Linked DNA regions of Mus musculus: region 2 is linked to region 1. The links are chromatin loops, found by intact Hi-C in ENCODE. Cell type or tissue: left cerebral cortex. All regions are shown on one strand.

What was found. A loop is a pair of places that touch in the nucleus more often than their neighbours do. Peaks named below come from ENCODE experiments on the same cell type or tissue, not always from the same donor. Only the 100,000 strongest peaks of a DNase experiment are listed, where the experiment ranks them.
Region 2: it touches region 1 in a loop (2.9-fold over the local background); 3 of 42 quality-filtered maps call a loop at or near these places.

The regions. Positions count from the first base shown.
Region 1 is chrX:7,472,019-7,480,018 of GRCm38, reverse strand. It overlaps Gm32829 (a long non-coding RNA gene), which reads left to right and starts at 6,044. Exons shown (of 3, transcript XR_386879.1): 1 at 6,044-6,262. In left cerebral cortex, a CTCF peak has its summit at 6,039 (motif pointing left); DNase peaks (open chromatin) are centred at 3,765, 4,958 and 6,021; H3K27ac peaks cover 370 bases.
Region 2 is chrX:7,550,118-7,558,117 of GRCm38, reverse strand. No RefSeq gene overlaps it. Among named protein-coding and RNA genes, the nearest start is that of Gm23082, 6.6 kb to the right of the region's middle. In left cerebral cortex, no CTCF peak of the experiment used is centred here; a DNase peak (open chromatin) is centred at 4,473.

The DNA.
Region 1 (8,000 bases):
AAGACCTGAAAAGGGAAATAGAAGCAATAAAGAAAACACAAACTGAGGCAATCCTGGAGATGGAAAACCTAGGAAAGAAAACAGGAACAACAGATGCAAGCATCACTAACAGAATACAGGAGATGGAAGCGAGAATCTCAGGTGTAGAAGATACTAAAAAAGAAATCAATATATCAGTCAAAGAAAATGCAAAATCTAAAAAGTCCATGACATAAAACATCCAGGAAATCTGGAACACTTAAAAAAAGGACCAAACCTAAGAATAATGGGAATTGAAGAGGAGGAGGAATAGAATGAGAAGATTCCCAGTTTAAAGGCCCAGAAAACACTTTCCAAAAAACCATAGAAGAAAATTTCCCTAATCTACAGAAAGAGATGCCTATAAAGGCACATATAAAGACACAAGAAGCTTACAGAACACCAAACAGACTGAACCAGAAAAGAAAAATCCTCCCATCACATAATAATCACAACACTAAATATTCAGAACAATAAAAGAATTTTAAAAGCAGCAAGGAAAGTAGAAACACACAGTGAGACCAATGCAAGTTCCAAGCCAGCCTAAATATGAGAACCTGTCTAAATAAAGTCCTTATTAGCATCCCAAGGAAAAAAATAGTGTTTAGAAGCCCCCCCAAAAAATGTGGCGCTGATAGCCTAATTCCTTCAAAACTTTTGACTTTGGAGGTGGAGTTAGGTTATGGAGTGGTCTGCCTCCAATGCTTTCAGTAAAGCAAGGAGCATGATCTACACTCTATAGGGAAATTGAAAATATTATACCTGCCCTTTCAAATGCCTTTGCCCTTTTTTATTATTTTTTTCATCTCTGGAGGCAGTGTCATCTTAGAAAAAGAAAACAACAAAATGTGCATACTTATAACATGTTTAGTGTTTGATGCATTTTGTCACATGTAGATACTGAGGAAAACATTACCAAAAGAATAAGAGTGAACATTTTCTTTCAAAAGATAAGGGTTTATTGTTGGTGAGATTGCAAGCTAGTACAACCACTCTGGAAATCAGTATGGCGGTTCCTCAGAAAATTGGACATAGTACTACCTGAGGACCCAGCAATACCTCTCCTGGGCATATACCCAGAAGATGTTCCAACTTGAAATAAGGATACATGCTCCACTATGTTCATAGCAACCTTATTTATAATATCCAGAAGCTGGAAAGAACCCAAATTTCTCTCAACAGAGGAATGGATACAGAAAATGTGGTACATTTACACAATGGAGTACTGCTCAGCTATTAAAAACAATGAATTTATGAAATTCCTAGGCAAATGGATGTATCTGGAGGATATCATCCTGAGTGAGGTAACCCAATCACAAAAGAAGTCACTTGATATGCACTCACTGATAAGTGGATATTAGCCCACAAACTTAGAATACCCAAGGTACAATTTGCAAAACACAAGAAAATCAAGAAGGAAGACCAACGTGTGGATACTTCATTCCTCCTTAGAATAGGGAACAAAATACCCATGAAAGGAGTTACAGAGACAAAGTTTGGAGCTAAAACGAAAGGATTGACCATCCAGAGACTATCCCACCCGGGGATCCATCCCATAACCAGCCACCAAACCCAGACACTATTGCACATGCCAGCAAGATTTTGCTGAAAGGACCCTGATATAGCTCTCTTGTGTGAGGCTATGCCAGTGCCTGGCAAATACAGAAGTGGATGCTCACAGTCATCTATAAGATGGAACACAGGGCCCCCAATGGAGAAACTAGAGAAAGCACCCAAGGAGCTGAAGGGGTCTGCAACCCTATAGGTGGAACAACAATATGAACTAACCAGTAACCCTGGAGCTTGTATCTCTAGCTGCATATGTAGCAGAAGATGGCTCAGTCGGCTATCATTGGGAAGAGAGGCCCCTTGGTCTTGCAAACTTTATATGATCCAGTACAGGGGAATGCCAGGGCCAAGAAGCTGGAGTGGGTGGGTAGGGGAGCAGGGCGGGGGGAGGGTATCGGGAACTTTTAGGATAGCATTTGAAATGTAAATGAAGAAATTATCTAATAAAAAAATTAAAAAATAAAATAAAAAAGTTTAAAAAAAAAGAATATAATGCCTGGCCTTAAAAAAAAAAAATCATGGCATACTAACAGAAGGGAAGAAAGAATTAAAAAAAAAAAAAAAAGCATTACAGGGTTGCCTATAGCCAAAGCATTTTTTTAACTGAGGCCCCTCCTCTCAGAGGACTCTAGCTAGTATCAAGTTGATTTAAAACTATCCAGCTTTAGTTTTAGAACAGAACAAGGTTCAGTTCTCAGCACCCACAAAGCAACTTACTGTTATTTGTAATTCAACTTCAGGAAGGCCAGCACCCTTTTCTAGCCACTGTGGGCACCAGGCTTGTACACCATAATACACATACATACATACATACATACATACATACACACACACATACAGGCAAAACACTTATACACATAAAATACATAGAAATATGTCTTTAAATGAACTCAAAATCTAAGTTATGTAAGGTTTTGCTTCTTTTCGATTTTTTTTTAAATTAGGTATTTTCCTCGTTTACATTTTCAATGCTATCCCAAAAGTCCCCCATACCCACCCCCCCAATCCCCTACCCACCCACTCCCCCTTTTTGGCCCTGGGGTTCCCCTGTACTGGGGTATATAAAGTTTGCAAGTCCAATGGGCCTCTCTTTGCAGTGATGGCTGACAGACCTTGAGCGATACCATGAGGTTATTTGAGATTGTTCTGATTTTATAATGTAAGCATTCATAAACATAAATTTGTCTCTTGGAGCTCTCTTAGCTGTACTTCAGGAGCACATTCTCATTTGATTCTAAATATTTTTTTATTTTCTTTTTGATTCTAAATATTTTAAAGACTTCCCCCGTGATTTCTTCAATGACCCACTCCCTTATTGCTTTATTTCTTTTTCTATTGCAGTGACTTGTAAAACCCAAAAGCTTCCAATACAGGGACAGGAAATACAACCTAGGAGTAGACTACTGAGGATCCCCTATGTAGATTAGTATCGTCATCCCTGTTAGAGCTCTGCTGGACTCCTAGTTATCTTCTGAGTCAACGGACCTCTTTCTACCTGTAAATATGAGCAATTTACAGCATCCAAATGACAGTTTACATTTATTATTTTTAATTAAGTGGTGTGTGTACGTGTGTATGTACATATGTATGCACGCATGCATGTATGTATTATGCATGTATGTATGTATGTATGCATATATATATGGATATGTGAATGCTTGTGTCTGAGGAGGCCAGAGGATGTAGATCCCCCTGGAGCTGTAGTTACAAGCAGCTGTGTGCTGTGTCACATAGGTGACTGAACTTGGATCCTCTAGAAGACATATTCTTAACTCCTGAGCCATCTCTCCAGCTGTCTTTCCTTTTCTTTTCTTTTTTTTTAAATTATTTATTTTTTTTGTTGGTTTTTAAAAATTAGGTATTTTCCTCATTTACATTTCCAATGCTATCCCAAAAGTCCCCCATACCCTCCCCCCCTACTCCCCTACCCACCAACTCCCACTTCTTGGCCCTGGCGTTCCTCTGTACTGAGGCATATAAAGTTTGCAAGACCGATGGGCCTCAAGACCGATGAGCCCTTCCTCTTCCTCCTTGTGCCATGGCATCATTTCAAGCCCATGAGCAACCAGTACTCCTTGCTTTATCCTTACAACCCGAAGCCAAACTGTGTCTCTTCTCGCAGTGAGCTAGCACTGTGTTAACACTGACTAAATCCAAAGCTCGAATTAGTCAGGGAAAGCAGTTTTGGCCATGAATCATTCTTCTGCTTGTAAAGGAACAAAATTTCTGTTCTCTTTACATTTTTTCCCCAGATTTTTTTTGGGGGGTGGGGCTTGTTGTGTTGCCTGGGCTGGTCTGAAACTAATTCCTGGGTTTGTGCCTCAGTCTCCTAAGTAGCACATACCCAGCTCATGTTCATTAAATCTAACAGCCCAGGTAAGGCCCAGTCTGGTGACAGCAAGTGCAGATGTCTCAGCCAAGCAGGATGCCTGGATTGCACAGAGCAGTCACATTCTCCCGTGCTTCTAAATCAAGCCCCACTGCTATGTCTTCATTGAGGTTTTAGGTTATTTGAGATGGAGTCTCACATAGCCCAGGGTCTCATGTAGCCTCAAACTCTCAGTATAGCCAAGGATTACGATCCTCCTACCCTCCAAGTGCTGGGATTGCAAACATGAACCACCATGTTTGGTTTTATACAGTGCTGGGGATCAAACCCAGGCTTCCTGCATGCCAGGCAAGCATTGTATCAAATGACCTAGGCCCCACCCTACCCCAAACCCCTTCACTGGGGTTTCTATCTTTAGACTTAGTCTGCCAGGCATGAAGAAAAGAAAAAGAAAGTAATCTTGGGATAGCTGTGAATATGTAGTGATTCCACAAGAAATCATGAATACATAGCTTGTTTTTATTACCACCAGGTCATCCCCAAAGATGTCTCCGGGTCTTGTGAATGTCATGTTATGTGGAAGCAGAGGTAATTAAGTTGAGATTATTCCAGATTTACAGTGGGCCTGAAACTCAATGAGTGCTACCCTTCTGGGAGAAAGGGAGAAAGGAGAGAGATGTTTGAGACAGAAGAGAATGCCATCAGAAGTGGCAGTGAAGAGTAGAACAGTGTAGCCTCAAGGCCAGGAACATCTGGAGCCACAAGAATCTGCAAGAAGCAGGCTAGGACTTATATTCCTCAAGCCTTAAGAGAGAGCATGGGTCTAGCAACAGCCTTATATTGGAGCTCTGGCCTCCAGTCCTAGGAGAGAATAAGTAGCTATTGTTCTAAATCACATTGTTAGGGTAGCCCCAGGAAACGAATACATGGCCTGGAGAAAGGATGATCATTCATGTACTGGCATGTCCAGAGAAACCAGCATGCATGTTTGCCAGTACATTTCCATCTGGTGTGCTGAGAGGCAGGGGCCCTCCCCAGGAGCCATCTGGTCTCCCTGCCTGGCTCCAGGCAGAGTTGGCACCTACACATAAATGGTGGCATGCTCTGCTCAGGTTGTACATTATGGAGTTTCTGACTGGGATGCTTTACACAGGGGACAATCTGTGCTCCTCTTCACATGCAGGTGGGACAAACACACAGCCTTGTAAATGTTTGCCCAGAAAGATCTGGCTTGAAGCACAATAGCAGCTGCGGGAACTGTGTCTCCCTAGGAACACAAATGACTAGTTACCACAGTGCTAAATAGTAATTCACAACTTTTTCCTGTTTTTGTTTTTTACTTTAAAATATTTGTTGAAATTGCTTTTGATGAAATGGGGTCAGACACTATTATGGATGCCAATAAGTGCTTGCTGTCAGGCGCCTGCTATAGCTGCCTCCTGAGGGGCTCTACCAGAGCCTGATAAATACAGAAGTGGATACTATCAGCCAAGCAATGGTCTGAGCATGGGGTCCCCAATGGAGGAGCTAGAGAAAGGAGCTGAAGGGGTTTGCAACCCCATAGGGAGAACAACAATATGAATTAACCAGTACCCCTCAGAGTTCCCAGGGACTAAACCATCAACCAAAGAGTACACATGGTGGGACTCATGGCTCCAGCTGCATATAGCAGAGGATGGCCTTGTCAGACATCAATGGGAGGAGAGGCCCTTGGTCCTGAGAAGGCTCAATGCCCCAGTGTACGGTAATGCCAGGATAGGGAAGCAGGAGTGGGTGGATTGGTGAGCAGGGGGAGGGGGAAGGGGATAGAGGGTTTTCTGAGGGGAAACCAGGAAAGGGGATAACGTTTGAAATGTAAATAAAGAAAATATCTAATAAAAAATCTTCTAACTTAAAAAAAAACACCCCCAAAAACCCACAAACCAAAACCAAAAACAGAAAGAAGAATGATATTGCCTCTCCTCTGTGGGGTGTGTGTGTGTGTATTTATGTCACCCCTACCTCCCAGAATTCACAGAAGCACATGGAAAGCAGAAATTGTAATGCTAAGTCCATCTGTTTTAGGGGAAGACAATACGTACAAAGCCTGCTGGTTCCCAAGGACAGCCCTGTGTCTCCACCTGCAGGTGTCTTGTGTACATGTCAGGGGAAATCCAACTTCGGTCCCTGCAAGGAGTTGTCTGTATCACTCCTTGCCACTGGGATAAAATTATTTGAAAACTCTAACATCTGGAAGTGCTGAAGTGTTAGTGGGCCTAGGGCAATTGTCTGTATGGTCCTGAAGCTGAAATCAACCCGGAGATACAGGGCGTTTAATCCTGCCATCGTCATGGCTAATCCTCAAAGGTGAGTACTATAGGTTTTCGCTTGCTTTTTGCAAACCTGATTTACTTGGGAACTTATGCGGAGCTGTTTTATGCAAGCAACTTGATGTCATGGAAGAGAAATCTGTGGTCTCTCAGTTGCTGGAAGCCACTTTGGTATCTTAGCACCAAGAGATGCTCTCAGGAAGAGGGAGTGCAATTTTGGGAGCTTTGACAATGGATTCAACCTTCTCTCTTCAGAGAGATGACAGGACTAATGTTCCAGAATGAGCCAACTGACACTTAGATCACAGCTAATGCATGCCATCTTTCTCAGTGGAGCGAACCAGCAGGGCTGCTGTCGTGTACAAGGAACAAGCTCACAGGAGTCTGAGGAACACACACCCTGGGCGTGTTCTCATTTAATGCCTTATAATGATGCACGCTCACAAGTGGGAAGAAACAGACTATGGATCTGTTGTGTGCTTTGCTATCCTTATCCAGTTCCTAAGTAATGACTGAACAGAAATGTCTGTACAGGTTTGGGAAGGTAGAATTCAGGGTTATCTTTTCCCCAGCTCGCTCTCTCTCGCTCGCTCTCTCTCTCTCTCTCTCTCTCTCTCTCTCTCTCTTTCTCTCTCCCCTTCCTTCCTTCCTTCCTTCCTTCCTTCCTTCCTTCCTTCCTTCCTTCCTTCCTTCCTTCCTTCCTTCCTTTTAAATTAACATCCCAAATACTGTCCCTGCCCCCCTCACAGAGTCCCTCCCCCTCCCCTTCTCTCTGAGAGGATGGGGGAGGGCTTGGCATCCCCCAACCCTGATCATCAAGACTCTGCAGGGGTAGGTGCATCCTCTCCCATTGCAGCCAGACAAGGCAGCCCTATGTGCCTGGCATTCTGACTGGGATGAGTTGAAATTCTGAAGTGGTTTTAATGTGCATTTCCTGGATAGCCAAGGATGTTGAACACACTTTCCTGATGTTTATTGGCCATTTGCATTTTAGAGTTCTTTATATGTCCTGGATATTAATTCCCCTTTGTATGTGGGCTGGCTGTCTCTTTTGCATTGCTGAAGACTTCTTTTGCCGAGCAGAAGTGTCTTAATTTTATGTAATCCCATTTATCATTTGTTGGGTTTTTTTCCTGTGTTACTGGAATTCTGTTTAGAAAGTCCCTGCCTTGTCAATAGTTTGAAGGCTTTTCCCTACAATTTTCATCTATCAGTTTCAACGTTTCAGGTCTTACATAATGGACATTTGGATCTACCCTAATAGGAAGTAAAATGAGAGGCATAAGAAACAATAGCAGCAAAGGCTGCTGAGGAGGTCAACGCACTCGGCGCTGTAGACTCACAAACGGCCAACAGTTTTCATGTCCTTAGAAGTTTAATTGAAGTCAGGAAATGGCAAAAGAGAATGAAAAAAAGTTATTTTCTTTCTATGATTGTATCGATGTCATGGGCTTGTCAAAATGTCACATGGGGTGGGGTGGGGTGGGGTTCAGAGCCTCTGTTCTTCCAGAGGTTCTGAGTTCAATTCCCAACAATTTGCATAGATGGGTGGCTCAAAACTGTCTATAATGGAATGATGCCCTCTTCTGCCACATAAGAGTACATGCAGAGGGAACACTCACATCCGTAAAATAAATAAATAAATCTTTTCTAAAAAAGTCACATGGGGCACTGTTTCTGAGAGCCTGAACTAACACATCTTTCTGTTATCTTAAGAGAAATTCCAAATATGGTAGAAACCTTTAATTTTTTTTACTTAATACAGAAATATGAAT
Region 2 (8,000 bases), 78 kb before region 1:
AAGTGACAGTAAGAATGCCTCTTGACCAAGGTACAAAAGTGACATTTTGGGAGAAGACAATGGAAGTACCTTTAACTAATGAAGGACTTAATCCTAGAATGTATGAAAAATGATAGAAAAGCCAGGGCCTACTAGGCATACATTCACCAAACAGAATGGTGCGCAGCAGGAAGGGACGATCTATAGCTGCATGAGCTGGGGGACTCTCACAGCTGGGATGCTGAGCAAAAGGAGCCAAAGAAAAGGTTTCACATCATTTGAACCACTTAACCGAAGTTTATAAACAACTAAGACGAACACATCATCCCATGACAGATAATGTAAAGAAAGCAAGGAGATGATCATAAAGTCGCCAAGCATTTCCTCAGTGGGAGAGAGGGCTGTGGCCCAGAACTTGGGAGGACAACATCCTGTCATAGAGTGGGGAGGGGCTCATGGAGCCCCCACACCTTCATGAGGATGTATATGCAGCTCATTATGGGTGGAAAGGGAGAGACATTTTCTTCATGGTGTAGCCAGTTATTAAGGTGTCTGTGATCCATCATCCAATAGTGATCCCTTTGGGTGTGGCTTGTGGGTGTACAGCTCGTTTTATTAACTTTTATAATGTGCATTAGAGGCTCAGTAGTTAAGAGTACTTGCTGCTCTTTCAGAGGGCCTGCGGTGAGTTCCCAGTATCTACATCAAACAGCTCCAGGGGATCCGATGCCTCTGGCCTCTGTGGTCACCTGCATTTATTTGTATATGAGACACATGAACACACACACACACACACACACACACACATATCGACACATAATTAAAAAGTATTACATCTTAAAACTGTGCATTTGTATTTTCTAGTCTTAGGCAGCAAATCAAGTCAGGGTGCAGTAAGAAGAGGGTATGGTGTGGGCCTCTTTTACAAGGCTCCCAGGAATCCCCTTCCCTGGCTAAAGGCATGAAGTATGGGTGTCTTGTATCCCTCTGAAGCTCCCCTCAGTTCAGTCTCTTGCCTTCTTTCCTGGCTGCCCCTGTGGCTTCCTCATCTCGGCTTAGGCAGAGGACGCTGTGAGGAATTGTTTAGCCCGTATCCTAGAATGGTATTGCAGTGGGTTTTCGCATCTTCCCGGCCATGGGACATACCCATCTTGTCCTCAGATGAGGTTCATTTCTCCTTGGGCTTCATCACTCCTTTCATTAAGCAAGACATTTAAAAGCCTGGTTGTGTGACTATAAGCAAATTATGAGTTCTCTCAGAGCTTCAGTTCTTTATTTGTAAAGAGGATCTGGTACCCACTGGGCAGAGTGGTTGCACACCTGAGGATAAAATTTTAGCATAACATTATCCAGACCCACATATATTTAGTGTAGTATTTGATGCAGTATAGCATTGCTGGCAAAGGCAAGGCTACAATGATAGGACCCCAGACTGAATCTTCCCAGCCATCACACAATGGGCCGTTACACTGACTTACTTTTCTGTTATAAAACATCATGCGCAAGGCAATTTAGACAAGGAAGGGTTTACCTTGGGCCTGCAGTTACCAAGGGATAAGAATCCCTCATGGTGGGGAGGAAGGGAGCAGCAGCAAGCTCGCTCACTGGAGCAGCAGAGTGAGAGCTCACATCTCAAACCACAAGCAGGAAGCAGAGAGAGTTAACTCCCAATGGCAGTCTTTTTCAAAGCCCACCTCCAGTGACATACTTCCTCTAGAAAGGCCATATCTCTTAATCCTCCCCAAACAGCCACCAACTGGAGACCACGTATAGAAATGCCAGAGACTTATTGGGAAGGGGCATCTCATTCGAACCACCACAGATGGTGGCATCTGTCACAGAACAAGCTTGACTTCAAGTTTGCCATTGTTATCCATCACAAGAGTTTACAGCTGATGTGCCCACAATTGCCCCAAACCAGTGCATGGGTTATTCCGGTGTGAATGATATGTACGGTGGATGAGGACCTCCAGGCAAATTTCTGGCTTGCTCTCTCATGAGATACTGGGCTCCTCAAACCCTGTCTAGGGGACCAGCATCTTCTCAGTATCTCTGTCACTGAGGCTGACTAGAGGACAGGCACATCACATGCTAGGCTGGGTGTTTCTGACATAGATGGCCCAGAGGGAGGGAGAGAAGCAGGGCAGGATGGGAAATTGACTCACGTTCTTGCCTAACTCAGTTTTCTGTTGCTGGTGCAGATTTACAACAAACTTAGAGGCCCAAACCAACAAATAGTCACTTAGATTTTGGGAGCAGTGTGATGTTAGATTTCTGAGGCAGTTCAAAGAGACAGGAGGCAGAAAAGAGACTAGGGACTGACCTCAACAAGACTGGACTGTTTCTTTCGAACCGTGAGGAGCAGCAGACACAGCAGGAAAGGGGAAGGGGTTACCTGGGCTTCCTAGAAGAGGTTTGGAGAATGGGAAGGGATGCAACTTCTGGAGCTACATGCAAGCCTGCTGTTTATCCCTTATGGGACTGTTTGTCCAGACACGGCCATTTATCTTTAGACAACTGCCTTGTCCTGGCTCCCAGGATGTGGGTGATAGTGGCTGACTGAGTCAGACAATAGCAGTGAGCAGGAAGGGGCTGGCTCTTTTTTTTTTTTTCCTAGAACTATCTCTATAGATTAGGCTGGCCATGAACTCACAGAGGTCCGCCTGTCTCTACCTCTCCAGTGCTGTGATTAAAGATGTGCATCACCACTACCCATCAGTCAAGGCCAATTCTAATAGTCTGAGCTCTCACAGGTTTGTAGTCTGTTCCTTCTGGGGGATCTAGGGCAGAGGTTCTCAACCTGGGGATCGAATGACCCTTTCACAGGGGGTGATTGTCAGCTGCTCGACACATCAGATATTTACATTATAATTCATAAGAGGCACAAAATTATAGTTATAAAGTAGCAACAAAATACTTTTATGGTTGGGGGTCACCACAACACGAGGGGCTGTATTAGAGGGTCCCAGTATCAGGTAGGTTGAGAATGACTGATCATGTCCTTGCCTTCCCAAGTTGTCGAAGCTCCTTGTAGTCGTTGGCTCATTTTACCCTTCTTCTGTGGCCTGAGCCAGTCAGGACCAGTCAAGCACAACCCTCTGATGCCAGGGTGGAAAACATGGCACAGCCAGCTGCCAAGAAGTGATTCTGGTCGTTATGGCACTGTGAGCATCTTCCCACCCTTCCTCTGGCCCAGCAGTGGCTGAGCACTTGTTATGAGGCACACTTTATGTCAAGCACAGAAATGTCGAGTCTGCTTTGCCCACTGGCTAGCAGATGAAGAGATGGCAGCCCTGGGGCCCTGTGTTCTCATCAGCCCTGTGCACAATCCACTGCTGGCCTTTCCTCATTACCCTTTCCCCTCTCTTCCTTGCCTGGCATCTAATTCTCATGTGGTCTCTATTCTCTCTGGCCTCAGATTTCACCCTAGCTGCCCTTTGTCTCTATCCTACAAGCCCTCTGCTTTGCATTCTGGGTGGCTGTGGTCCACGGTGAGAAAGGCAAGGCAAGGCTGCTTTCACTTATCAGGAGTGTCAGGGAAGCCTGTGGCCGCATGGTCCTTGTGCTCCCTCAGTGAGGTTGTATCGCCATCAGACATGCTTGAGCCATGAACAGGTCATGTAATGATGGAAAGGCACATCTTATCTCCAAGACAGGGAAGGCTTCAGAGAACACAGAGGAAGGTCAGCCATTTTTCTTTTTACATTTTTTTTACCTGAAAATTTTATGTTAAAGTTCAGGTTTTATTGTGTGTGTATGTGTCCTTGGCCAAGTTTAGACCCTGTAAAACTATAGGAAGTAACTGTATTTTGAAGACTAAAACCTCAGTTTAAAAAGTGGGGCAAACTGGATGGATGTTGCCACCGGGAAGAAAGGCCTTATTACCATAAAACAGGCTTCCTGTGACAGAGCTAATGAGCAACCTCAGATTCTTGTCTAGAAAAAGGCCATCTGTCTTCTTTGGCCTTTCTAATTACTCTGCAAAGAAAAGCCCAGAACAAAAGCCATCTTCGAAACTCGGAGGCCTAAAAGCTCTGCTCCTCTGTTGCTTTCTCATCCAAAACAGCCAGATGGGGGAGTAGGACCTTGCTCCCAACAAAACTCCCGGACTCGAACGCTTGTCTGGTTCAAGGACCACCAGCCGAGATAGAGTTGAGAACAGGGACAGTGTAGCTAGAGTGTCTCTGCTGCCTTCGGCCCCACTTCTCTGATCCCAGCTTACCTTGTGCATGTGTCTCCACACTGTAGGAACCCCTCTTCCACAGCTCAAGAATGAAGAACCATTGTGCGTGTCCATCACAGAGGCTTGAGCCTCTGCAAGCACAAGCATCACATATTAGCAAGAATTTCACACAGCTCTGTTGAGCCTTCTCTCTAAGCGCTTCCTAGTTCAACCATGGCGCAAGCTTAAGATGAGTAACCAGAAGAGGGTGTGTGTATAAAAGTCTCCTTAGAGAAACACATTGGACACTAGAGCTGTGCTTCTCAAGTGTGGGCGATTTTTGTCCCTACAAGACATTTGGCAATTTCTGGGGAGACATTTTTGGGTGTCAGAACTGGGATGACTCAGGGATGCTGTAAATATTTTATAATGCACAAAGCAGCCCTCTATTACAAAGGAGTTATCCAATGCAGATTGCATTGGCATTTCCAAACAGGAACAGGGCGAGAGCAGAGGTAGCAGCAGGGTGAGAGTAATTAAATGAACTCAAATTAAAGTTTTAATTAATTCAAAAAGGAATATTGTTGGGAGGCTAATGATGCTACAAGAGCGTAGGATTAGATGGCTAACTGGAGAGAGACCCCAGTGCTAGCAGAGTGAGACGAATTGCTACCGTAAGTTCTGAAGTCTACAGTGGACAGGGCAATGGCCACCCTCCCAGCCCCTTGAGCTCTGCATCAGTTCAGACATAGCAGAAAGGTCACGCAGAGTTGCTTTCAGCTTTGGTAATCTTATTCACACGAACCATTTGAGGGATAAAGTTTAAAAACAGATGGCATGGTGGTACACAGTCCCAGAACTTGGGAGGACAACATCTTGTCATAGAGTTGGGAAGGTCACATGGAGCCCCCACTCCTCCATGAGGATGTATATGCAGCTCATGGTTGGTGGGGAGGAAGAGACATTTTCTTGAGTGGTGTAGCCAGTTATTAAGGTGTCTGTAAATAAGCCCCCACCCTTGTTCTGTAAGAGGCCCTAATTAAACTCCTTGCATCACAAAAGAAAGTTATCAAAGTGGAAGTGAGGTTAGTTAAGGAAGAGGAAGGCACCTAGTAGGTGTGAGGCAAGAAAGGGTAAGGGCAGATATGATTGAGATCCATCATGTGCATGTATGAAAATGTAGAAATGAAACCCACCATCACAGATAATTGATATGGCAATTAGATAGGCAGTTAGATAGAGAAAAGTGGGGCCCTTGGGCCACAGGATATAGGAGGGATGGGAGTCGGGTAGTATCTCTTCTGGGATAAACATGGACTCCGAGCTCCAAGACAGCAGAATCACTCCTATGGGAGCTATCTATGGTTGCTCAGTGGCCCATCTTTGTTTTCCTAGGATCTTACATCCTCACCTGCATGGCAACTCTGCTCACAGCCCCATCTTCCCCAGAGCAATGTGAATCAGACAGACAAAACTCATTTGCTCCTCAAATCAGGGTTAGGACAGTTTCTCTTTTCTCTTCTCTTCTCTTCTCTTCTCTTCTCTTCTCTTCTCTTCTCTTCTCTTCTCTTCTCTTCTCTTCTCTTCTCTTCTCTTCTCTTCTTCTTCTTCTTCTTCTTCTTCTTCTTCTTCTTCTTCTTCTTCTTCTTCTTCTTCTCTCTCTCTCTCTCTCTCTCTCTCTCTCTCTCTCTCTCTCTCTCTCTCTTTTGGCCAGAGAATTTTCTACCACAAAGTAACCCAGTTTGTACCAAAATGAGGATGGTGTGTGTGTGGTGTGGGCACACACACACATGGGCTTCTATGTGCTATGTTACATGTGTGGAAGCCAGAAGACAATTTGTGGAGGTCAGATGACACTCTGTGGGAGTTGGTTCTGTCCTTGTGGGTCCTGGGGATTGAACTCAGTCAGGTTTGGGCAGTAAGTATTTTCACCCGATGAACCATCTTACTGGCTCTCTCTTCTTGAAACAATATTCTGCATTCACTCAGCTAGGTGAATCTAGAAAAGAGGATGGTCCTTGAGGTCCTTTTCTGTGCATCGAAGAGCAATGTCTTAGACTATGAACAGGGCCAGTAACAGGACCTGCTCTTGTTCGATATCAAGGCATGTAGCTGGTAGGGGCTCTGGCCTGATGTCTAGGATTGCTCTTCTTTGGGGTTGGGGAAGCCAGGGCAGGTCAGCCTTAGTCTTAAATATGCACTCCTTGTTGGGGTTGCAGAACTTTGTGTTCATGAGCAAAGGCCAGGGTGTTTCTTGGAGCAGCCTCCTGCACATGGATAGGTGTGGGCAGCCTTGGCCTGCCTCCTTAGGTCCAGTAGTGAGAATCCCGAGGTTATGTCAGTGAGCTTGCTGCTGCATTGTTTACTTTGACTCAGACACCATCACTACAGGCATGACTTGTCATTACAAGAGCAGCTAGGTTGACATTTGTGCAATGTATCCACGTAGCTGCTTGTGTGGTCTCAAATGATTCTCATGACTTGACCTAATTTATTACCACATTGTTTCTCTTTCTACAGGATGGCTAGGCATTGTTTGATTTACTTTTCTACTGTCCTAATTTAGAAAAGCTGAACACACTCTCTTTCTGTGTGTGTATGTGTGTGTGTGTGTGTATGCATGTATGTCATATTGGGGATTTATCCCAGGGCCTTAAGCATGCTAGGCAAAATACTCTAACAATGAGTTCCATCCCTAGCCCCCAGCATTCTTGCCCATACGTCCAAACCTAGGAGAAATGCAGGACTGTTCATGCACTAAAACTGCTTGTAATAGCAAAAATCTGAAAACAGCCTGATCATAAATCAACAAGAAATGCATAAGTAGACTGTGCTATCCCAACATCAGGGCCTACAACAGACCCAGAAAAAAAATCTAGATGCAAAAGAGGTGATGCTGTAAGAGTCTTGACAAATGGCTTGGAGAAAAATGAACGGCTCAGGAGCAAACAAAACAAATGGCTAGGCAGGCGAACCTCTGCAGCCAAACAGTTTGAGAGAAAGCAAGGATTTCGATGGGCTTGATTTGGAAAGATTAAAAATCCAATCCATACTAGGGGTGACTGGAAGAAGTGAGCCGGACAAGTTTGGGATGGATATGATAAAGATACAGCATTTACCCATATGAAATTGTTAAAGGAATAAACAAGATCTTGTTTTTAAATGCAAGGAGAGAGTGAGAGGACAAATCTAACCAAGTCCTGTTGCAGTCACTTTGGATTTTATGAAGTTCAACACCCGTGTGGATTTATGGAACCAACAGTACAATGATTCAGAAACAATCCCGAAGTCCAAAAATCTCCATGGTCATTTCCACTTTGTATCCACACCTCCTTCTTGGCCCAAAGTCTCTGTAGCCCTTCGCCACTCTGCTTTTGTCTTTCCAAGAAAGGCATGCCAATGAGATCATACAGTCTCCTATTTTTTGAGACTGTTTTGCTTGGCGTGGTTTCACTAAGGTTCTTTTTCCATTGAGTTTCATCTAAATTGTTGAGCTTATCAACAATTCTTTTATTCTTTTTATTCAATTTTATTCTTTTTACTCTATTGCACACATGTAGTACAGTTTGCTTATCCAGTTTCCCACTGAAGAACATTTGGGTTGTTTCCGGCTCAGGGCAGTTATTAATAGAGCGGCTATCAACATTTGTTCATGAAGTTTATGTGAACATAAGTTCTCATTTCTCTAGGAGAAATATTCTAGATGTGCAGTTGTTCTGATACTATTTGTAAACATGTTCCTTTTTCTTCTAAATAGCCTGCAGAAATTTTTATGTGTGTGTATATGAATGAATGCGCATCTGTGTGAATAAATGCTACCTGTATGAAGGTGTCCTGGGAGGCAAAAATGGCTGCTGTA